Linked DNA regions of Homo sapiens: all the other regions are linked to region 3. Evidence: chromatin loops called from intact Hi-C (ENCODE). Cell type or tissue: gastrocnemius medialis. All regions are shown on one strand.

Region 1 (8,000 bases), 120 kb before region 3:
CAAGACTAACTTTGCTATCTGTTTTGTTTAACCTACTCTGGAGAGTCAAGAACGGTATGGGATCTCAACTGGAAGATAGTTAAGAGAATGGTTGGTGAAGGCCGAGAGACCAGCAGACGCTCATAAGTCATGGAATGGTGGCTAACCAGTGTGTTTGCAGCATGGTATGAAAGGGAGAAAAGGGTGGGAAGAAAATGACAGGGAGTAATGCTAGAGTGGTTGAATATGAGCCCCTCAGAAACAGGCACCAGGTCTTTTATGTTTGCGTTTGGTATACAGTACAGAGCCTGACACATAGAGGTTCTCAGTAAATGATGAATGAATGAATGAATGAACAAATGAGGCTGGTCCCAAACCACAGAGGACCTTTCATGCCTGGCTGAGGAATTTAAACTTGAAAGTCAAATGGACAATCATTGAAGATTTGTAAAGTAGAGGAGTGTCATGAATAAAATCGTACTTTAGAGCTATAATTGACAGGATTGTTTGGGGGCCAGGGGAAAAGAGACAGGAAGCCACAGGCACTTCAAACCTGATTCAGCTCCTAATTCCCAATCTCCATTAACACTATACCATCCTTTCCTTTACTCAAGCAAGAAATGTCAGTTTCTTCCCTTTCTCTCATTACACAAATCTGTTCTATCAACTCTACCATAACAATGATTGACAGAGATATCCCTTTGTCTCCATTTCCATAGTCAGTGCCCTATTTCAGATGATCACCTTTTTTTCTTCTTTTTTTAAGACAGAGTCTCACTCTGTCATTCAGGCTGGAGTGCAGTGGTTCGATCTCGGCTCACTGCAACCTCTCTCGCCTGGGTTTAAGCCATTCTCCTGCCTCAGCCTCCACCATGCCCAGCTAATTTTTGTAATTTTGGTAGAGATGGGGTTTCACCATGTTGGCCAGGCTGGTCTCGAACTCCTGACCTCAAGTGATCTGCCCGCCTCAGTCTCCCAAAGTGCTGGGATTACAGGCATGAGCCACTGTGCCCGTTCCAGATCATCAACATTTTTTTTTGACTTAGTCTATTGGTTCGTTTCCTTACATCTTATCTTTCCATGCCATCATCTAAACCGGCAGTCGCCAACTTTTTGGCATCAGGGACTGGTTTTGTGGGAGACAATTTTTCCACGGGACAGGGGTTGAGGGGGATGGTTTCAGGATGAAACCGTTCCACCTCAGATCATCAAGCAGTTAGATTCTCATAAGGAATGCGCAACCTAGATCCCTTGCATGCGCAATTCACAATAGGGTTCGCACTCCTATGAGAATCTAATGCTGCGGCAGATCTGACAGGAGGCAGAGCTCAGGTGGTAATGCTCACTCACCTGCCGCTCACCTCCTGCTGTGTGACCTGGTTCCTCACAGGCCATGGTCTTGGTATCAGTCTGTGGCCAGCGGTTTGGGGACCCCTGATCTAAACTGTCACCACAATATTCTTTCTAAGATGCAGTTCTGATGTTACTCTCCTACTCAAAACAGTGGTGATCTTGTATTATATATCAAAAATAAAGCGTTTACCTCTTAGCATGGCATTTAGTAACTCTGCAAAGTAGTTTGCAGATAAACTGAGGCTCAGAAAGGGAAAAGAAATTGCTTAGGATCATACAGGCATGCAGCGGTAGAACCAAGGTTAAAACCCTGGTCTCCTGATGCCAGTGATTTAGCCGTTATAAAGTATCTTCTAAAGAGGGGAGAAATGGTAGTACTGCATATGTTACTAGAATGGTGAAATGGCAGTTACATAATTCTGTCTTCTGGGTGGGGCACATACTTTGAAACCCACACAAATGAGCAAAGATCCCTGTTCTACCTCTTACTAGCTTTGTAGACTTAAAACAAGTAACTTAGCCTCTTGGAGCCTCCATTTCCTCATTTACAAAATGGGAACAAATCATCCCAATCTTATAGTAATGTTATGAAGATTATATAAGATCTCATATATAAAGGGCCTAGCACAGTGCTAGATTCACAGGAGATTCTCAGTGAGGGTCATCACCCACCCATACTCCCATTCCAGTGATCTAAAAACCAGTTTAAACAATGAGGGAAGTAGAATTCAAGATAGTAAGAATCTAGATGGATGCAAGATTCCAGGGTCTATTCCTAGTTCCGGGGTAGGAAATAACTATTTTTAGGGTCTTCTTCAATCAGGTTCCCTGCAAGTGGAAACCAAACTAGTGTTCTCCTGGGGCAACAGGTGGTCATATGTATGGGGAGACCCCTGACTAAAAAGCAGACCTTAAGCCCCGGTGCCCATAGTGTCCATGACTTGTCACTCCTCGTAGCTGAAGCATTATGAATTTTTATTAAAATGTAAACGTTTCCTAGGAGAGGCAGACGGCATACATATTAACTTTCTGGCCTGATTAGCCTTCACTTCCCTCTTTCTGTGAGTAGACTCTATAGCTCTGTGCTTTGAGCTCAAAGCATGCTCTGATGTAGGGGACCACCTTCCCCTACCCTTGGCCTTTTAAAATCCTACTCAACATTCCAGGCCTTGCAGGAACGGTGGCTCATGCCTGTAATCCCAACACTTTGGGAGGCCGAGGCGGGTGGATCATTTGAGGTCAGGAGTTTGAAACCAGCCTGGCCAACATGGTGAAACCCCATCTCTACTAAAAATACAAAACTTAGCGGGTGTGGTGGCGCACGACTGTAATCCCAGCTACTCGGGAGGCTGAGGCAGAAGAATCGCTTGAACCAGGGATCGGAGGTTGCAGTGAGCCGAGATGGCGCCACTGTACTCCAGCCTGGGCTACAGAGCGAGACTGTCTCAAAAAGAAAAAAAAAATTCCAGGCCCATCTTGAACACCACCTCTTCCAGAAGCCCACTGTGATAGTGCAGTCAGATCCTGCCTTCCCTCCTCTGTCTCCTCCCAGGGAGCCTCAAATCCTAGACTCTTTTGGTGAAACACAGGGAGCATGAAGCTTCTCGTTATATGGAGACCTGCCTTGAATTCTAGCTTGTCCTTGACTTGGCCCATGATCTTAGGCTAATAAATGCCTTGACCTCGTTGAGCCTCAGTTTTCGTGCAAAAAAGCAGGTAATAATAAACCTTAGGGCAATAAGGGACGTGCTCTGTTCGGGCAATGCCTTCCCTGCTGAGTGGCGTGGCCCTGTGATTTTTGAATTTGGCTGATTCCTCTCATATGGCAGCGCAAGCCCCTCAGGACGTCTATATCCTTCCACCCAGCTCCGCCAGCCCTCAGGTGCTTAATGACTGTATTTACAGGCATCTAGCGCAGCCACGCAGCCCCGGAGCTGCATCACCTCTGGCTATGCAGTCTTTCACTTATCAGGAGGGTTAATGAGATGCAGGGTAGAAAGGTCTTGCCACTCGCCCGCCCGCTCGTGGAAGCCGAGTAGCTTGGTAACGACACCACGACTTCACGTTTAGTGCATTAGACGCGTAGACCCTTAGGGGAGGCAGAGCTTCCCGGTATCGCCGAGCGGGCCCTGAGGGCTGAGGCTGGGCACCCCTGCGCACCCCTGCTGAGTGCCCGGCCACCAGAAAGACAGATCCCCCACCTTTCCTTCTCCCTGACCCGGCGCGCTTCCTGGGGAACAAACTCTCCCTTACCCTCAGTGGGGCTGGGGCCTCAGTCTGCGACATACAGTGGGACTCCCATGTCTGCATGCCTGAGGTGGGCGGAAGGGGGCGGTGGGTGCTGGGAAGACATCCGTCCGCTTGCAGCTCCGCTGAGTCTCCAGCACCTGAAAAGCCGCGGCCGAGGCCTGAGGGACCAGCCCAGCCGAGATATCGGGGGCGGGGCAGCCCAATCCCAAACTGGCGGCTGGACCCGACTCCAACTCGTTCCTCCTAAGTCCGGGACAGATTGTCGGGAGGAGCTTGAACTGAGCTTCGGCTCCCGACTGGGCCTGGGCCCGGCCCCCACTGGTGCCACCTCCCTCCCTTCCTGGCCCGGCTCCTGGCCCACACTCGGCCCTGGCCCGGCCCTGGCCCGGCCCAGACCCGGCCCGGCCCTGGCCCGGCCCAGACCCGGCCCTCTGAGGCTCCTCCGGGCTCCAGGTTGGCGCAAACAAAGCCCTGATTGACTGCCCGGAGGGGCGGGCCTCGCTGCATGGCCGCCTCCTCCCCTCCCAGGCCGCCAGGGATTTGCCGGGAAGAGCGGGGGCAGGGGGAGACTCCCGGGGGTGCGCAGGACCGCGGGGGGCCGAGTCCTCGGGCTCGAGAAGATTGTGTCCACCCGCTGTCCGAGGCCCAGGCTGTCCCCTCAGGTCGTCCTCCTCAAGTCCAAGGAGGGACATGGGAGCTCCTGAGGGCAGGGTGGGGTTCCTCGCGGGCCAGCTGTCGTCCTAGGGTCCCCGGTGCCACCTCAGTTGCGGGCTGCTTGTGAGGAAGGAGGGTATGGGAGCAAAAAATAGGAGGGGTCTTCCCGAGGCTCGGGGTTGATCAGTGTCGGTTCTAGAGCCTGCGGGGAAAAGAGGGCAGGAGAACAGGATAGTTTGTGCTTCCTTTTTTCCATTTTAACTTTTCCTCTAACGGGCATCCGGGCAAGAACAGGGTTCAGTAGTTTGGGAAGGGAGCTGGGGGAGGCAGTGGCGGCTGGAGTAGGTAGGCGAGTAAAAGGAGGAGGAAGGGCTGGGGAGAAGAGCGAGGCTGTAGCGGCTGCCTGTTGAGGGAGGAAGAGGTGGGGGGTGTGGAGGAGGGGGAGGAGAGAGAGATGACATGGGGAGAGGAGGAGGGGGGTTGGACGTGGGAGGAGGAGGAGAGGGCTCGAGGGACCGTCTGTCGCGGGACGGGCTGGCCAGCTGGGGCGCGGAGCCTGGAGGAGGAGGCAGCGGCAGCGGCAGCAGCAGCCCTCCGAGCAGCAGCAGCTGCAGCAGCAGAAACAAGTACCAGCCACAAAGCGGCTCCTCTGGCCCAAGCAGCCACAGTCCCCCCGCCGCGATGGCGCTGCAAAGCCAGGCGAGCGAGGAAGCAAAGGGGCCCTGGCAGGAGGCAGACCAGGAACAGCAGGAGCCGGTGGGTAGCCCAGAGCCGGAGTCTGAGCCGGAGCCTGAGCCCGAGCCCGAGCCCGTGCCAGTGCCCCCGCCCGAGCCCCAGCCGGAGCCCCAGCCCCTACCGGACCCCGCACCCCTGCCGGAGCTGGAGTTCGAGTCCGAGCGGGTGCACGAACCCGAGCCCACGCCTACGGTAGAGACCCGCGGCACCGCGCGCGGCTTCCAGCCTCCCGAAGGTGGCTTCGGCTGGGTGGTGGTGTTCGCTGCCACCTGGTGCAACGGCTCCATCTTCGGCATCCATAACTCTGTCGGGATCCTCTACTCCATGCTGCTAGAGGAGGAAAAGGAAAAAAATCGCCAAGTGGAGTTCCAAGCAGGTGAGTGGCCCCGCACGCCCCACTTGGCATTTTGGGCAAGGTTGGCCGCTCCCGCTGCCACCGACCCCATACCTCCCGGTCCGAGGCGCCCCTCCAACGCGCCTCTCCGACTCCTCCCCTTACCCCTTACCCCTTGCCCCTTGCCCCTTTCCATGGCTCTCCTAGGGTGCGGGTTGCGGGGCTTTGGGCAGCTTGGACTGGGGAGACTAGGTGCAAGGCGTCCCGGGGGTACGAACTGGGACATTCATTGATCCTTGGCAAGCAATGGACTTTTTTTTGCCCTGGGACAAATCTAAATGCACCTTTCAGGTTTAAGGTACCTTTGCCCCTGTGTGCTGGGGGAAAATATTTGCAGGACTTTTTTTTTTTTTGGAGGTGGGGAGAAGTCATGAGGAGAGGAGAGAATTGAGAGGCGGGGCGGGCTCTGAGAGAAGCACTGTACCGCTGATCTCCGCAGCAGCCCCCCGGTTCCTTTGGGGAAACGGAGGTGTTTTCTGTTAAAAACACTTTAGGAATCCTGATGACTATGAGCGAAGAGTCAAACACATGGCAGGCGTGCGTGTCTGCAAGAGAGAAAGGGAGGGAGGGAGTTCGAGTCGGGGTGTGAGTGCGTCTCTGGCCGCCGCCGTTACGGCCCAGCTGGGCCCGGCAGTCCTCTGCCGCCCCGCGGGAGTGAATGGATCTCCGTGCCCTATGAGCCGAGCCCCAGAGCGGGCGGGGAGGCGGTCTCCGCAGTCTCCTGCCAGAGAGGCGTGAGGCCGCAGGCAGGCTGGGCCCTGCTGCTCACTCCGCACCGCCCCCAACTTCAGCCCTGCCTTCCCCGGCAACCCGCGCCTCTCTGCTACCGGTGGGGTGCCTCGTTCGGCCTACAGCCTGAGTGCCAGACCCGCCATTCCAGCTTTCCCCTGGAGCTGACTTGATCTCAGACAGAGTTGGGGGGCATAGCCCTCGCTTTCCAGGCCAGTGGACGCAAGACCCCAGGCGTGTGCGCTCTTCTCATTGAGGCCGCCTGTGAGCTGGGAGAAGTCAGAGGAACCATCTCGCTTTCCCAGCAAAGCCGCTGGCGAAATCCCTCAGCAGTTCTGGTGAGGGATTCAGACGAAGACGGGGGATTGGGATGCCCTCTCTGGCAAGGCTTGCTCCCTCTCGTGGCTCCTCAGGACAGCTCGACTCTTGCCACCAGCCCCAAGTTCACAACTCAGAATATGTGGCTTTTCGCAGTGTTGCCCTCGGACTGAGGAGTTCCATCCTCTCGCCAACCTCCAACCCCCACATATTTCTACTGCCATTTGAGGGGACCTGGGAATTATTAAGTGAACATAGAAACCTTGAATTCTGGAGTGTCCACCTGTGGATTCCCTGGGCCCTCTCCAGGACTTGTGGTTTTAGTTTGCAGCTTTGCTGGACTTCCCTGGCAGAAGGGGCTTTGGGGATCTTGGTGCCTCAGACCTTGTGATCCATTGGCACAGCAGCGGTGTGCAGGCCCCGATGAAGATAGTGCGTCAGTGGTTGTCAAAGGAAGTCTCTTGACTACCCAGGCCCACTGTGATGCTGGAATGGAGGGGTCCTGGGACAGTGTAGAGCAACTTCTGCGGGGAAGATGGCTGCCACAGTCACCCCTGGGACCACCTTTTTCCCTGCTTTGATGCAGTTCAGGGGCTCCTGGGAAAGCAGGCAGTGTAGGGACTCATGCTGTTGCCTAGGTTACCTCCAAGGGCACCTGCTGAGCATTGCCCTGTGGTTGAAGGCAGGCTGTTGGCCTTCAGGATCAGTGAGTGGCAAAGTCTGAGTGAAACTTGATGAGAAGCAGTAGAGGCTAGGCTGAAGCTAGGCCCTGGCATTTATATGGTGTGAGGAGGCCTAGAGCTGTGATCTTAGGAGTGTATAATAAAACTTGGAAAAACCACTATTTTACCAGGAAGAGGCTCACTGCTGGGGAACAGACTTCAAAGTAGGTGATCATAGGGGACTCAGGGGGAGGGCTGGCTGGGACTTTCCGGTCAAGACCTCACAGTGCAGCTAGAGGGTGGGGGTGGTGGTGGGGGTGCAGTTGGCTATGCAGAGGTGTGGCTAGTGCATACTCTGACACAGACCAGGTTCACTGAGGGGCTGAGGTCACTGGTTTAAATTATAGTGAGTATAGGTCAGGAAGAAACAGAAAGGAATTTGGTATGTCCCTAGGGTCTCAGAATACTTTGGCTTGGGTCCTTGCTGTGGTGTATCTTGAACTCACTGACATTATTTTTTATACTAGAGGTTCTTAGGGACACCACAGTTTTTATTTTGGAAAAGTCAGGAACACCCTATCACATGGAGCTCCTAGAAAATCTCATCCTCAGTACTACCTTTGCTGAGCTCTTCAACTTTCCCAAGCAACCATTCAGATCCTGAGATTCTGAATGTCTTTGCCTGCAGACACTTTCTGCTGTTTACTCAAAATTTCCCAGCCGTCTGTGCCACAGCACTGGTGTCTCAAAGGGATAGAAGAAGCTAATAGAAGTTTGTGTCATTTTTATCAGCCAGTATTTGTCCAATAGCCATTCTGGGAGAAACAGAATGTACACCCCCACGCTCAAGGAATTTGGTGCATCGTCCATTTTTATTAATATCTGACATGACTTCCATCTCTAAGAGTCTATGAATTTGGTGTTTG
Region 2 (8,000 bases), 150 kb before region 3:
ACCGGTAGAAGGATGTTAAAGGGAGAGGTAGAGACAGTTGAAGATTAATCTTGTGCTGGATGTGGCTTGTCTGCCTCTTCCCCTGCTCAATGCCTCATGAGTACCTGTTTTGTCATGGAGGCAAAAACAAACCTGTTATCTCAATCAGTAAAACTCCCTCTGGGAGAACACTTCCCAGGCTGGGAGGGGTCAAATTTAGCGGGTACTTGGGAAAGAAACAATATTTCCAGCCCTCTTTGCATTAGAAGATTTAACTTTGGGGGTTGCTGGGTTTTTGTTTCGTGGGTGTGGGGCAGAGGTGGTGGTAAAAATAGCCCTCAGGGCCCTATTAGAAGCAACCAACCAGCAACAAAATTCATGTGTCCGGATATCTGGGGAAGCACCACATGTGTGAAGGGGGTGGGAATGGGTCTCCTGTTTCTCACCCAACTAGGGGAAGTCAAATAGAGCTACCACAATCAGACAACACTGTCCGGGCATGGTGGCTCACACCCGTAATCCCAGCACTTTGGGAAGCCGAGGCGGGCAGATCACTTGGGGTCAGGAGTTTGAGACCTGCCTGGCCAACATGGTGAAACCCCGTCTCTACTAAAAACACAAAAATTAGCTGGGCCTGGTGGGGTGCACCTGTAATCCCAGCTATTCGGGAGGCAGAGGCAAGAGAATCGCTTGAACCCAGGAGGCGGAGGTTGCAATGAGCTGAGATCGCACCACTGCACTCCAGCTTGGGCAACAGAGCGAGATCCTATATCAAAAAAAAAAAAAAAAAAAGAATCAGACAACACTAAGTGGTTACAGACCTATTTCCAACACTTTCTATTTGAAGTGCTTCATAAACAAGTCTGGGAAGAAGAGGAAGTCGGGAGGAACTACAGTCCAAAGCTCAGTACTGTTGGGGTTAAGTTTCTGGCCATATTCAATTTGTCCATTCCCCTTTGGAGGGTGGGTTCTGAGTTTGCATATGAGATAATGGACCAGGATGGGGGCATTGGTGACAATTGTCAGTGGTAAAAAAAATAAAGCAAAGGACTTCATGGCCACGACCTCTGGCTGGCAGTGGGTTGCCAACCCCAGACTCTGAAGGGTATTTAACACCTATCAGTCCCCATACTTGAGAGAAGAGAAAATCGAGCCTTTGGACTAGGGCTGCTGAACTTGTGTAGGGCAGGGCTTATGCCTACTGTCCTTCCCTCCTCCACTACAAACTAATCAGCTATTTGCTGAGCTGTTTTACCCACTGGCTTGTGAGCTCCTTTCTGTGTGCCCAGGCACATGATGGGTGCTCTAATAAATTCATGCAAATGAGCCCAGGCTTTGTAAGATGGGGCCTTATAAGTACTTCGGCCCAAAGAGACATGGGAAATCATTCTACCCCACATCTTACCTTGGCCCTCCTAAGCTACAGCTTCTGTACCAGCTCCAATTCACTAAGCAAATAGTTCTTTTCTCCCTCCCCTCCCTTCCTTTCTTCTTTCCTTCCTTCCACTTGTAGTCTGGGTGGTGAAGGAGCTTCCTAAGGCCCTTAGAATTTAATACAGTGAAAGGATTAAAGAGCTAGGAGTCAGTATACTTGGATTTAAGTCCCAGCACTGCCACTGTGATTGACTGAGTGACCTTGAGTGAGTCCCTCACTCTTTGTGGGTCTCTTGGTGTCTTCACCTCAAAATAAAGTGAACTCTGTTGAGTACTTTTCCAACTGTGCTCTTTGGTACCATAGAGTATCATTTCTCAAAGTGTGACACAAGGACATGAGACAACGTTAGGTGTTGCCAGAAGCAAATTTTAAATTACAATAGCTGTGGATATATTTTTAATATGAATTAGAAAAAAATATACCTAAAACATTAAGTCTGTGATGTTACATAGGATGAGGCTGAATTTATTTAAGAAAAAAGTGAGTCAATTTAAAGAAACATATTAAATATGAACACTGAAGGAACTAAAAATATTTTACCCCAAAACATATTTCTTTGACACATTTTGAGATGGCTGTCAGGGGGCCAGCAAACAGAAGTAGCCCCGCAAAGCTGTCCTTTGTGGGGGAGATTTGCACTTGTAGAGAATCTGCATTGATGCAGCCAGGCCTTCCCTTGTCCAAATCTAGGAAAGACTGAGAGTCTGACACCTTAAAGAACCGAAAGAAACATTTACCATCTGTTCTCTCTGAAGGTTGCTACCTGTGAGGTTTCATCTACACAATGAGACACTTTTGCTAGACAGGCCTCCTCTTCTCTCCCTCCGATAACCTGTCTTGGCATTATAAACTGATTTACCACCATTACCTCTTTTGGCCATTCTCTGGGCCCCATTCTTTCTGTAACCTCAAGATGGTATATAAGCTTCTGCACCCCAGTGGGGGAGTTGGGCAATCACTCTGTGATGCTCCCTGTGTACACGCTAGTAAATCATATGTCTTTCCTCCTATTACCTACCTTTTTTGAGTTGATTTTTCTGCGAGCCTTCAGAGGGCAAAGGGGAAGTTTTCCCTTGGCCCCTACAACAAGCTGGCTGGTAGATACAGATATAAAAATCATATGGGAGCTCTGGGCAGAACTGAAAGTTAGGCAACACTGCTCTAGAATTCTGAAACATCCCTTCAGAGCAGGGTTGAGCCCAGGGCCTCCCAATGCCATGAGTTGCACTTTTTTTTTTCTTTTTTTGAGACGGAGTCTCACTTTGTCACCCAAGCTGGAGTGCAGTGGTGCGATCTCGGCTCACTGCAAACTCTGCTTCCCAGGTTCAAGCGATCCTCCTGCCTCAGCCTAGCAAATAGCTAGGATTATAAGCGCAGGGCCACCACACACTTTTAATTTGAAGAAAGAAATTTGTGGCTAAAAAAATATTTGCAGCAGGCATGGTGGCTCATGCCTATAATCCCAGCACTGTGGGATGCCAAGACGGGAGGATCGCATGAGCCCAGGAGGTCAAGGCTGCAGTGAGCCGAGATCGTGCCACTGCACTCCAGCCTGGGTGACACAGCGAGACCCTGTCTCTCTCTCTCTCTCTCTCTCTCTCTCTCTCACACACACACACACACACACACACACACACACACACACACACACATCCCCTGAAACAAAAGAAATCCCAAAACTTTGGCCCAGGAAATCCTGAAGGTCCCTCCAGTGCTGACATTCTAAGACTCTAAATCACCACAGCACGTCTTGGGTGTTCTTCTGGCCTGAGGGGTAACTTGATGACTCTAAGTCAAGTGATTTGGAAAGCTGCCCACTTTACTGCAGTCCACTACAGGCTCCAGGCAAAGTTATGGGGAGAAATTAGGAAGCTGCCATTCAAAGTTAGTCTTAAGGGTGTGGGTAGGGGTAATAGTCTCCAGAGTCCAGGTGCCCCCTAGTGGCCAAAGGCATAAAGGGCTGTGGATAGAGTGTTCCTTTGGGTCTAGATTGGTATCCATTTAGGGCAACCAGTTCCAGAGCATGGTTTTTCTCAACCATCCTCAGAGACTGTGAGTTTGTGGGTCGGGGGAAAGGAGGATGAACCTAAAAACCCTTTATAGTTCTGGCCATTATACCTGACCAGGCTGTATTCCTTCTTCAACCCAAAAGCAGAATGATAGAAAAAGGCTCAGTAAATCCTGAGCATAACCCCAAATTCAGATCAGTTTGCTTAACTCCCAAGTCCTCTCAAGAAGGGGCTATTGGTGGCTCATCAGGTTCATTTTCCCATCCTGACCTGTAGTCTCAGAAGCAGCTTTCCAAACAAATAACCACTTGCTAGTTCAACAGCACCAAGGGAGCCTGGGAAGGTTTTAACACCTCCTCTCATAATTTACATTAGTACTCACATATCCATGATATTGACAGTTGGTGTTTTCTCAAATTTAGGTAATATGCTTTTGCAAACACATCTTGAAAAACCGTTCCCTAGTCCCTTCTTCCAACCAGTACCCCCTGCCACCCTTAAAAACTGTCTATTTGGAAATTCCGAAGCCATTTCAGGCTTCATGTAGCACTCATAACTCTTTGCTTTGGCTAGCAAGGTGTTTTCAAGATTAAGGTATATCAGGCACCAAAAATAATAAAGTAGGAAACTCCAGATCTACATTCCTCCTAAAAAGAAACTAATGCGCTAGAAAAACTGTCAGAATCAGCTTTTGAAGGACGCTGGAATCTAGTCAAAAACTTACAACAAGGGGAATACTTGGTGAAGAAAGATGTTGCTTTGTGGTAAGAGACTGTTGTGGCATTTTAAATCACCCACTTATCATCCCCCATGCCCTAGATCAGCAGTGGCTGTGAGGACAGTAGATGGCACTCTTGGTGCAAGTTGCTAGTTCCAGAGGGAGCAATATGAACCTTACTCTCAAAGAATTGTGGTATGGGCCTCCACCAGCCTGGAGGCTCCCTCAAAAACTGGCAGGAAGGTTTTCCTATGTTTCACCTGACTCAGAGTGTTTGCAGGGCTCCAGTGGCTTCCAAGGAGGCTGTTACTGAAAGTATTTAAAGGCACAGGTATTGGCTGCAGCAGCCTGGGGTTAGGGATAACACTTGAGACAAATGATAGACACACCTAGAAGCCTGGGAAAGAAGAGATTGGGACTGAAGATGTGTATGGGAAAAAGAATTTTTAAAAGCTCCTATGTACACCAGGGAATCAATAAAGCCACAATCATTCCCAGGGGAGGACACATGCTTGAAAAGACTGGAGAAGAACCTAAGCTTTCACCTCAGGCAGGCCTTCAGGCTCCACATATGCAGGAAGGGAAAGCTGAGGCAGAGTTAGGGCCAATATGTGGAGACTGGGATAGTACTCTTTCCTTTCTTGTTTTTATTTTTTAAAATTTTTATTTCAATAGTTTTGGGGCAATGGGTAGTTTTTGGTTACATGCAGAAGTTCTTTAGTGGTGATTTCTGAGATTTTTGTGCACCCATCACACAAGCAGTATACACTGTGTACAATGTGTGTAGTCTTTTATCCCTCACCCCACTTCCACCATTCCCCTAGTCCCCAAAGTCCGTTATAGCATTCTTATGCCTTTGCATCCTCATAGTTTAGTGAGAACATACAACATTTGGTTTTCCATTCCTGAGTTACTTCACTTAAAATAATGGTCTGCAACTCCATCCACGTTGCTGCAAATGCCATTATTTCATTTCTTTTTATAGCTGAGTAGTATTCTATGGTGTATATATACAACATTTTCTTTATCAACTCGTTAGTTGATGGGCGTTTAGGTTGGTTCCATATTTTTGCAACTGCAGATTGTGCTGCTATAAAGATATGTGTGCAAGTGTCTTTTCCATATAATGACTTCTTTTCCTCTGGATAGATACCCAGCAATGGGATTGATGGATCAAATGGTAGTTCTGCTTTTAGCTCTTTAAGGAATCTCTGCACTGTTTTTCATAGTGGTTGTACTAGTTTACATTCCCACCAGCATTGCAAAAGTGTTCCCTTTTCACTACATCCACACCAACATCTATTTATTTTATTTTTAAATTATGACCATTCTTGCAGGAGTAAGGTGATATCACATTGTGGTTATAATTTGCATTTCTCTGATAGTGATGTTGAGCATTTTTCATATGTTTGTTGGCCATTTGCATATCTTCTGTTGAGAATTGTCTATTCATGCCCTTTGCCCACTTTTTGATGGGGTTATTTGTTTTTTTCTTGCTGATTTGTTTGAGTTCCTTGTAGATTCTGGATGTTAATCTTTCATCAGATACATAGTTTGTGAATATTTTCTCCTACCCTATGGGTTGTCTGTTTACTCTACTGATAATTTCTTTTGCTGTGCAGAAGCTTTTTAGTTTAATTAGATCCCATTTATTTAAACTTTGTTTTTGTTGCATTTGCTATTGGGTTCTTGGTCATGAATTCTTTGCCTAAGCCGATGTCTAGAAGAGTTTTTCCGATGTTATCTTCTAGAATTTTTATGGTTTTAGGTCTTAGATTTAAGTCTTCGATCCACCTTGAGTTGATTTTTGTATAAGGTGAGAGATGAGGATCCAGTTTCATTCTTCTACATGTGGCTTGCCAATTATCCCAGAACCATGTGTTGAATAGGATTGTTTTTCTTTTTTTCTTTTTTTTTCATTTCTTAGCTCTAGTCATTTAAGGGAACTCTGAAAACACCAACCAAACAGTAGGCTAATAGAACAAAGAACTCAGTGGTCACATACAACAAAAAATACTAAAGTAGTTGGGGAAAGTCACTAAAGAAGCATACAATGACAGCCCACAATAGCCAACAGAGACAAACCTTGGGGAGGGATAAGAATCTGGTTTCCAGAGTTGTCATTTTATAATACCCAAAATGTCCTGTTTTCAAAAAAAAAAAATGATGAAGCATGCAAAGAAACAAAAGAGAAATTAATAGAAAATATCCATGAAGAAGCATACACATTGGACTTCCTAGACAAAGACTTTATTTTTTTTGCACTTTAACCATAATAATTTCATTTACATTTTTAAAAACCCTGAAGGTAAAATCTAAAAGAGTAACATTTCTTCCTTCTGTTGGATGTATATACAAAATTTTATAGGACTGTGTAAACTTTGACATATTTTAAGCTTATAAAACAAATAAAATAGAAAATTTACCTAAATCCAACCTATTACACAGTTCAACTTCTATAATACTAATAGTGCTGGAAATCTACACACCCAATGCTGAAACTGGTATGTTCCACTGGACCTTGAAGACAGAGAGCCTCACCAATGCCTCACAAAATGCAAGGTAGCTTTTCCTCTTGGTCATGCATAATGTCATGGTAGAAACTCTAGCACACTCCCAATTTTATGGCCTCAGTCTCCCTAAGCAAATGCCACTTTGTAATGATATTTTCTTTCTTTAGTCATCAGCTTGTGCCCTAGTGTAGCTGACGTTTATGGGATATACATGTATGTGACTGATGCAATTTGATTATAATATATTATTTTACATGTAAGTGGCCGTACTATGTTTGAAATATAAGTGTGGGAATGACTATAGCCATATGATTTTATGGTTTTTTATTTTTAAATAGACAAAGATTTTAGACCCACATTCTTAATATGCTCAAAGAGATCAAGGAAACCACAGACAAAGAACTGAAATAAATCAGGAGAATGATTTCTCAACAGATAGAGACCGTTGATAAAGAGAGAGAGAAATTATAAAAAGAAACCAAATAGAAATTGTGAATCTAAAAAATACAAATTGGCCAGGCATGGTGGCTCATGCCTGTAATTCCAGCACTTTGGTAGGCTGAGGCAGACAGATTGCTTGAGCCCAGGAGTTTGAGACCAGCCTGGGCAACATGGCAAAATCCTGTCTCTATAAAAATTACAAAAAAATTAGCCAGGCATGGTGGTACACACTTGTAGTCCCAGTTGCCCAAGAGGCTGAGGTGGGAAAATCACCTGAACCTGGTAGGTCGAGGCTGCAGTGAGCCATGATCATGTCACTGCACTCCAGCCTGGGTAATAAGGTGAGACCCTGTCTCAAAAAAAAAAAAAAATACAGGCTGAGCAAGGTGCCTCATGCCTGTAATTCCAGCACTTTGGGAGGCCGAGGCAGGTGGATTGCTTGAGGCCAAGAGTTCGAGACCAGCCTGGCCAACATGGCAAAACCCCATCTCTACTAAAAATACAAAAATTAGCTGGGTGTGGTGTCACACGCCTGTGATCCCAGCTACTTGGGAGGCGGAGACACGAAAATCACTTGAACTTGGGAGGCGGAGGTTGCAGTGAGCTGTGATTGTACCACTGCACTCTAGCCTGGGCGACAGAGCAAGACTCTGTCTCAAAAAAAAAAAAAATACAATAACTGTAATGAAAAATTCACTGGAGATGTTCAACATCAGATTTCAACAGGCAGAAAAATCAATTAACTTGTTAGGTCAATTGAGATTATCTAGTCTGGAGAGTAGGAAAAAAAGAATGAAGAAAGATAAACAGAGCCTAAGGGACATGTCAGATACCATTAAGGTTACTAATATATATAGCCCAAGAAGAGGGCCCCAGGAAAAGAAGAGAGCAAGAAAGGGGTAGAG
Region 3 (8,000 bases):
GCCACTTTGCTTAGAGGGCATTAAAGGTGCCATGAAAGGTAGACTCTGAACCACTTTGATCCCTCTGAAGTAGGTGACTGATGCCTCCTTATGCCCAGGCTCTGGCAACAGTCTTACTGAAGAACATTCCCAGTGCCCCTGGCTAGGGGCAGAGGGCACTGCCAGGCTGTGTTCAGTTAGCACAGCTCACCTCATTAGGAGCTCAGCCTCTCTCCTCACTCTGCCTCTTTGTGTCTCTTTTTCTCCTCTCTGAGCCTTTGTCTATTGTGTTCCTGTCACCCACCCTTTCATCATCTTTTTGCCAGGCATTCCTGGCTGTCACTTGGAGCCAACAGTAACTTGCCACCTTAAGGCAGGGTCATCCCCGGGCCAGGAGGATGAGGTTGTCCTGAGGGGCTCCAAAGAAGACAATAGTTCCCACTCATGATTTTCCGTTACAAACAGGCAGCTGGGGCATGGTTGGCCTCCAATGATTTCATTCAAGGCCAAAGTCCTGAGCCCCCTCCGCTGGTCCCAGTCCAGCTCTTATCAACTCCCCAAAGGAAAACCCACTGGTTCTTAGCTCTGTGGGTAGGAAGGGGCCCTAGAAAGGGCCTAGTTACTATCCTGTCAGTTCTAACAGTAGTGGAACAGGAGAATCTGGGCCCTAGGAGCCCTGTAACTCCCAGGAGAGACCACTGAAAATACTGGAGCAACAATGCCCCTGCTTCCATTTCTCCCCACCTCACTCTCACCAAGTCACCAGAGGGTGGTTCTGTAGGACCTCTTTTGTTGCTTAAGATGCAGATGGCTCTTAAGAATCAGGCAGTCGCCCACTTCTCTCCAGATGAAGGGAAGACATTCATAGGTCCCAAATCTGCCCATTCAGATGTCACATAATATGGTGGGATATCAATTTACTTCTTCCACACATGTGGTTGTGCACATGTGAGCTTGTGTGCTTTTGGAGAGAATGTTGATTGGCAAAAGCAGCACAGTATTAATATTTAGAGTAGGATGCAGCCTCTTATGCACCACAGTTAAATCTAGAACGAACAAAATTTCAGAGCTCAAGACATGGGACATTTAAATCCTCAAGGAGTTTGGAACAAAATAAACAGATCTAAAAATTTGGTTTGGGTATGTATGTTGCCTACAAGGAAGAAATAGTCTTAACCTGATTAATAGCAGAAAGTTTGACTTCAGAGCTGAAGTCTCCTTTCAAATCAAATTTCTGCCAGGTTCTATGCTCTCTGTGAGAGCAGACATTAGAAAAAGAGCTATATAGGGGTTTGGAGTTGGTTGACTATTTGAGATTGGATTTTTAAACAAGCTCTGAAGTGGAAAAGTGGTTACTTCACAAAATGAGAATGTGGTTACTTGCTGAGTTGGAATGGAGGCCCCACCAAGGCCACAGCCTTGCTACAAATGTGCCATATTGAAAACTGGCATTAATAATAATCCAATTCAGCTCTCCTTCCCTCTCCCTTATGTTATTGATGGGGAACCTAAAGGGACTTATATGGCTGGCTGACACAGCCTGGCAGTGACAGAGCCTGGAATTAAGGATGATGCAGGAGACAGACCTATAAGAATGACAAAGCTGAGAGTAACCTTAGAGTCTCCCTTGTCCATCCTGTGCATTGAATTTAAGTGGAGAGACTGAGGCCTAGAGGTAGGAAGAGACTGCAGTAGGTTCACACAGTTCATCAGTGACAGAGCAAGATGAGACTTGAACTCATGTCATTGACTTCCAGTACAGTTTACACCCCTGGTTTTACAGATGAAGAAACTGGCCCTAGGAGGGATAAATGACTTGCCCACTTCATTCAACAACTGTGTACCAAACCCATTTCCATAAGTGTGTCAGCAGGACCAGCTCTGAGCAAAAATGAAAGTTTAGCAAAGTTTAACTTTTAGCATACCCCATGTCTTCATGATTACTCTCACCCGCAACTGACACATACTTTTGGTATTCTGTCTCCCAGTCACTCCAGACCATGCAATCTTGGCTTGGAGACCTGGTTTCACCTACTGTCCCTCCACCCCCAGCAACTCAAGAGGTACAAAAAAAATCCATCTCCAAATGGCCACATACTGGGCAGGGCAGGGGCAAAGAGAAGTGACTGGTTTCCGGTTGGAAGAAGGTGGTTTACCACCCAGCTCTTGGCTATTGTTTCTCCTCAGACTCAGTGTAGACACCCTCAGGCTGGCTTCCTCATCTCCTCCCACTGAGGCTAATTACTCTGTCCCATTGCAGGGCCCCAGGCTCTCCCACCTAAGGTCTGCCCCGCTCCCCTAGCCCCTTCCCCAGCAGCCCCAAGGGTCCAGTCTGTGTTTGATCACCCAGGATTATTAGATTTCAAAGCTGTGGAATCCCATAATTTTTACGAGCATATGCTCTCCTCTAGGGTCTTTTCACGTCTGAAAAGGCGGCCAGCAGCTCCCTGCCACTTCTCCACAGTAGCAGTGCAGGCCAGCTGACAAGGATTACAAATCCCTAGTGTCTCATAGCTGGCGCCTAGATAGTGTGGGTGACGGGTAGAATAAGAGCCCTTGAAGCAAGTTCAGAAATTCTAATAAGCTGAAATGCAGCAGAGACTGCAGAGGCACAAGGAAAGGGATTAGATACCCAAATCCTGCAGGGGTTCAGGAGGCTATGCTTCAAAGCCCCTTTGATTCCTGCCTTTCAGCTCTCTCTAGCGGTCACCAAGCGCAAAGTTCTATGCCTGGTTTTCAAGTCATTTAAGCAGTCTTTTCTAGAGACCTGCTGCGTGTCAGACACTCTGCTAGAATCCGGGAACTTCAGGAATGAAAGGAACATAAGTAGAAAAAAACCAGAAGAACACAAAGAGTTTGTACTACCTAACTTCCAAGATACCCTTTTCTTCTCTGGGCGCCAGTACCCAGAGAGTACCGACCTTAGCGCCAAAATTCGGTCCTCTCTGAGGCAGATCAGGAGCCACCACGCCCCCAGTGAAATGGAGGCGGCAGGAATCCCACCCCCAACCCCTCTTCCTCTCCCCACGACTATCCTCCCGGGGGCGAGAGTCGCCCGGAAGAACTACCCGCGCCTCGGCATTGGTTTCCTGCTGAGCCCCAGCCGGATAAAATTAGTCGATTGCTCACACTAACAAGTGTCAGAGTCCGCGTCCAGCTGAGTGGGTGGGGAGAGCAGTACTGGGCCGGGCCGCATTCCCGCCCGGGCCTGTCAGAGCAGCGGACAGACAGCACCTGTCGTGGGCCTCCTCGTTCCCTCACTCCTGCCAGAGCCTGTGGCCCCCCCGCGGAGACCGGGGACTACACTTGGGAGCATCTTTCCCCAACTCTCGTCACCGCAGAGACCGCGCCGAGCCCACCTGCCAAATGTTAATACACTGGAATGCCAGGGGAGGGGAAAAGAAGGTTGCACTTCTACTCTCCTTTCCCACCACACACCCACCCTTCACTGACCTCGCCACGACTGGGCCCTGGCATCCGGGCCTGGGGGTGCTAATCGACACTATTTCCCGCCAGGTCCCCATGCCCACTCCACACTCTGGGACTGCCTGGGGGTGGATTTGGCCCTGGCGGTCGCTCCTGGTCCTGCCGCTGGCCTCCGGCCACCTTGGGCGGGGACGCGGAGAGTGGGGTTGGCTCCTCCCCCGCCGCGGGTCTCCATCCATTTCCCCATTTGGGAGGGGTAATAACCCGGGAGCCGCGCCACGGAAATGCATCTTCCCCTGCTATTCAGACGGGAATCCGCCCACCCATGACAACCGCCCTTCCCGCCTAGGGAAAGGGGGCGGGAAGACCTAGCCTCGGGCCCTGCCAACTGCCAGCAAGCCAGACGGATAGACAGCAGCTGCTGCGTGTCCGAGCTCAGCTCCTCCTCGATCCCCCGCCCTCTACCTCCCTGCTCGCTCCACCGACACCAGGGGCCGTAGCGGCGACGGCGCCCCACCCCCAGCGCTCGGTCCGGAGCCCTCGAGGTGATCCGGGCTGGGCCTGTCGAGGATCTTTTACAATCGGCGGCCCCCTATTCTCTCCCGACCGGCCTCGTCCCTAGCGTCCCAAGAGCGGGATCAGGCGGCTGCTAGCGAAAGACCTACAGGAGCCCAGACTCGAGGCCCGCCAGGATGCGGAGACTGAGGGCGGGTTCGGCCGCCAGGAAGCGCTCCCGCCCGGGGCAGCAATCCTCCTCCGCCCTCCTCTGCAACCTCCAACCCGGGAGGGCCCTACGGGGCCTCCTCCTCCACACAGTGGGTCAGCCCAGTGGGGCTGCTTTCTGCCAAAGACTTGGCCCACCCTTCAAGCGCCCCTTCCCCCAGTCTCCATAAAAACTCTTTCAGAACTCCGGGGAATCAACCATGCTGGTGGGAGCTCCCAGCTCAGGCCTACTCCCCCATCTCACAGTTCCCGATCACACAGGGGAGCACGCGGGATTTCCTAGGCTTGAGAACCCTCCTCCAAGCCTGGACGGAGCCTCAAGAGTGGTGAGAAGGACCAGATTGACTCGAAGAGCCGCCCTCCTCAGTTTGCTCCTCTCCTACACTCCTCTACCCTAGTCTCCACCGACCTGCTTCCTTCTGCGCTTGCCTAGTGGGGGGTGAAGGAGAGGACAACTACCTTCACTTCTCCCCCCAACTTTCACATACACCCTCCGTCCCTTAAGGTGGAGTCTCCTGGGAGGCGGGCAGCCTCGCAGATCCTTCTGCCTTAAGGCCTTGCAAAGGCAGAGTTTCCTCCTGTCAGTCTGGGGTCTTCCAGCTCCCTGCCGCATTTGCCACCTCCTCCCACACTCCTTTCATCCTTCCCCGCAGCATATCTGGACATAGACCACCCCTCGACCCCGCAAAAAACAAAACAAAACAAAACAAAACAAAGCCTTGAGAAATCTCCAAACACCTGTGCGTGGACGAATTACAGTTCACAGTTGCTCCTATATCCCTCATCACAATTGGCCCTCCCCCCAACCGTGGGAGGCAACTGCTCTTAAGCCGGGTTATAGTTGGGGGAATTGAGGACCGGGGGGAACTGAATGTGGGTTTTGAACGCTTCTGCAAGGCCCTTTCCACCCCACTTCACAGAAAGTAGGGAAGTGAGCAAATCTCTCATTTTCCCTGACTTCAGAAAGCCTGCTTGCTGCTCCTGGAGTCAGCACCTGCTCCTCCCTTGTCCACTCTATCCCCCAATGAAGGCACTATTTGGGAGTGGCACTACAGCCCCAAGATGGAGGCATGGAGGGCAGCAGAAGCCGAGCCACAGTCCTTGTGCACCCCCTGGACTTCCCCAAGGAGGGCATGTGGAAGAGAAAGTCTGCCTTTCTCTGGGAGTATGGGTCATTGTCTTCTAGGTTCCTCTCCCCCTTAACATGGAGGAAAAACTCCAAAATAAGCTTGCGTGTGCTCCACTCCCTCAGTCCTTCTCTCATGATTCAATAAAATTATCATCACTGAGGGCTAATTTCCAGGGCTTTGCTTGATGCCCACAGGCCACAAAAGGAAGAATTCTTTGGGCTGGTTATTTGGGGACGGGAGGGTGAGGAGCAGCTCATGGGAGGCTCTGCTTTCGTGAGAAAGGATTTGCATGTCTAAGAGGTCAACACAGCTAGTCCAGGGCTTCCTCTCTTCCAGACTTCCAGCCCTGCATCAGGCTACAGAGAGGAAATGGCAAAGAGCAGCAAATATTATGCAAAAGGGTAAAGGAGCTCCCAAGCTAGGAGCTGGGAGCTCCTGGGAAAAGAAAAGGGAAGAACATGTCTAAACCCCTGCCCACAGCTGGGCGTGGTGGCTCACGCCTGAAATCCCAGCACTTTGGGAGGCCGAGGCAGGCAGATCACCTGAGGTCGAGAGTTCGAGACCAGCCTGACCAACAAGGAGAAACCCCATCTCTACTAAAAATACAAAAAATAAATTAGCCGGGCGTGGTGGCACATGCCTGTAATTCAAGCTACTCAGGAAGCTGAGGCAGGAGAATCGCTTGAACCTGGGAGGTGGAGGTTGTGGTGAGCCGAGATCACACCATTGCACTCTAGCCTGGGCAACAAGAGCGAAACTCCATCTCAAAAAATAAATAAATAAATAAACCCCTGCCCACACACCTCAGTGAGGTGGACTTGTTCTGTATGTGCCTCCCAACTGTGGCCTTTACCCTCCACCTCAACTTGCCTGATCCCAGTTGAGAGACTCCTCATATCCACAGGGGAGTTTGGTGTTTTCTAGCAGCCCCTACCCCTCAGTACCACATTTTTGGTAGTCTCTAACTCTCCAGATCCCAATAAGTTCTAGCCTAAGCCTTTCCTTCAGGCTGAATAGCTTCAAGCATCCAAGCCTGGTCCCTCCAAGATGAAGACTCACCTGTCATCCACAAATGGCTGGGCCTAGAAAACAGGAGGAGCTGTTTCAGGGAAAGTCAAGTTCCATGCAAAGCTAGTTCCTTTCGGTAGTTCAGTAAATAGTTGTAACCGATGAAATCCAGAAACACTTTTAATATGTTGACAAAGCACAGGAGCTTCAAACCAACATACCTTATTTACCTTTTTCTATCCAACTGATTTCTTCACAGTTTTTGGTTAATATCCTTATAATATGTTTGTTTCTTATATATTTTCTTCTACAAACCATCAGAGGCTGCTAAATGTTTGAAAAACAATATAGGCTTTACACCGATACAATGAATTGGAAGAATTCCCAATATCATTGCTTTACTTTGGGGTTTTGTTGTTGTTCCTATTCTGTTCAGCAAATGGAAACATGATGTTGAGTCTGAAACTTCCAGACAAAGCTGGGAGGCCCAGCAAAAAGAAAAGCCAGAGAAAGAAAGATGGAGATGAGGTCAGAGAAACAGGAACACAGGCATGACCACAAACCAGCAATGCATCAACTTTTGATCAAGGTCCTTTATGCAGTCTAAGGGTGGCAAAGGCACATTATAGAAAAGCCTTGGCTGGGCGTGGTGGCTCATGCCTGTAATCCCAGCACTTTGGGAGGCCAAGGCAGGCAGATCAATTGATGTCAGGAGTTCGAGACCAGTCTGGCCAACATGGTGAAACCCTGTCTCTACTAAAAATACACAAATTAGCCGGGCATGATGGCTTGTTCCTGTAATCCCAGCTACTCACTAGGCTAAGGCAGAAGAATCGCTTGAACCCAGGAGGTGAGCCAAGATTGCGCCACTGCACTCCAGCCTGGGCAACAAAGCAAGACTCCATCCCAAAAAAGAAAAAGAAAAAAGAAAAGCCTGGTCTGCTCACTACTCTATAACCTGCATAGTAAGAAGCTCAACTGGTGGTTGCCAGGGATTCCTTTCTGGAACTACCTTCTCTTTACATTTTCCTGGAAACATGACCTACATGACCTTGGTGATATCATTGCTGCTTCCCATGTAGTAAGTCTAATTTCCTAGACACTCCCAATGAAGGATCAATAGAAGGAGTTTATGTTCTGTTGTTTGTGGGATGAAGCAATCTCACCTAATCACCCTAAGCTCTTGGTTGGTGTAGCGAGCTCCATGGAGAATTTACCATTTCAGGGAGTTCTGTTAGGTGAGCCTTTACCCATGTTTCATCCTTGTGTGTCTTGAGTGACCACTGTTCCAGAGCTTACTGACATTTCACCATGCACTTGAGGTGAGAGCATTATCCTCAGCCTCACTGTCAACCTACCTCTCCTTCTTGCTAAAGCTGGGAGCACACCCAAGACTCCCTAGGGCCCAGCTCACCCTTTTCTTTGGGATATAGCCCTCTCGAAAACTTCAAATTTTGAGACAGGGGCAGTGGTAAAACAGAGAAACTTTAAGGGGAATAAAGCCATCTGTGCCTAGCTGATCAACAGCTCTGCAGTTTCCTTTTTTATATATTGGAAGTAAATGCTTAAATAATTGGTTATTTTGGCTCGACATATTTTATTGCACCTTTAAAGAAGGATGTGTGCTTGAGACTGGGTGGGTGTGGCCTGGCTGATCTGGCAGTATACAGGTTGTGGGTGGAAGAGCTTAAGAACATACTTGTTTCTCTTATTCTGTGATCCTATGCCCTAGGG

The links. Peaks named below come from ENCODE experiments on the same cell type or tissue, not always from the same donor. Only the 100,000 strongest peaks of a DNase experiment are listed, where the experiment ranks them.
Region 1: it touches region 3 in a loop (15-fold over the local background); 40 of 110 quality-filtered maps call a loop at or near these places.
Region 2: a loop joins it to region 3, with 4 times the contacts of the local background. A loop is called at or near these places in 57 of 110 quality-filtered maps.

What each region holds. Positions count from the first base shown.
Region 1 is chrX:74,416,721-74,424,720 of GRCh38, forward strand. It overlaps SLC16A2 (solute carrier family 16 member 2), which reads left to right and starts at 4,773. Exons shown (of 6, transcript NM_006517.5): 1 at 4,773-5,347. The coding sequence starts at 4,918. It overlaps LOC105373252 (a long non-coding RNA gene), which reads right to left and starts at 3,928. Exons shown (of 2, transcript XR_007068267.1): 1 at 3,586-3,928. In gastrocnemius medialis, a CTCF peak has its summit at 6,484 (motif pointing left); DNase peaks (open chromatin) are centred at 3,731, 4,061 and 4,671; H3K4me3 peaks cover 3,536 bases; H3K27ac peaks cover 2,037 bases.
Region 2 is chrX:74,379,524-74,387,523 of GRCh38, forward strand. No RefSeq gene overlaps it. Among named protein-coding and RNA genes, the nearest start is that of SLC16A2, 38 kb to the right of the region's middle. RefSeq lists an enhancer at 2,468-2,968. In gastrocnemius medialis, CTCF peaks have their summits at 3,357 (motif pointing left), 4,235 (motif pointing right) and 4,434; a DNase peak (open chromatin) is centred at 3,341.
Region 3 is chrX:74,532,805-74,540,804 of GRCh38, forward strand. It overlaps SLC16A2 (solute carrier family 16 member 2), which reads left to right. Exons shown (of 6, transcript NM_006517.5): 6 at 1-1,112. Among named protein-coding and RNA genes, the nearest start is that of RLIM, 78 kb to the right of the region's middle. In gastrocnemius medialis, a CTCF peak has its summit at 3,539; DNase peaks (open chromatin) are centred at 3,167 and 3,777; H3K4me3 peaks cover 2,435 bases; H3K27ac peaks cover 2,646 bases.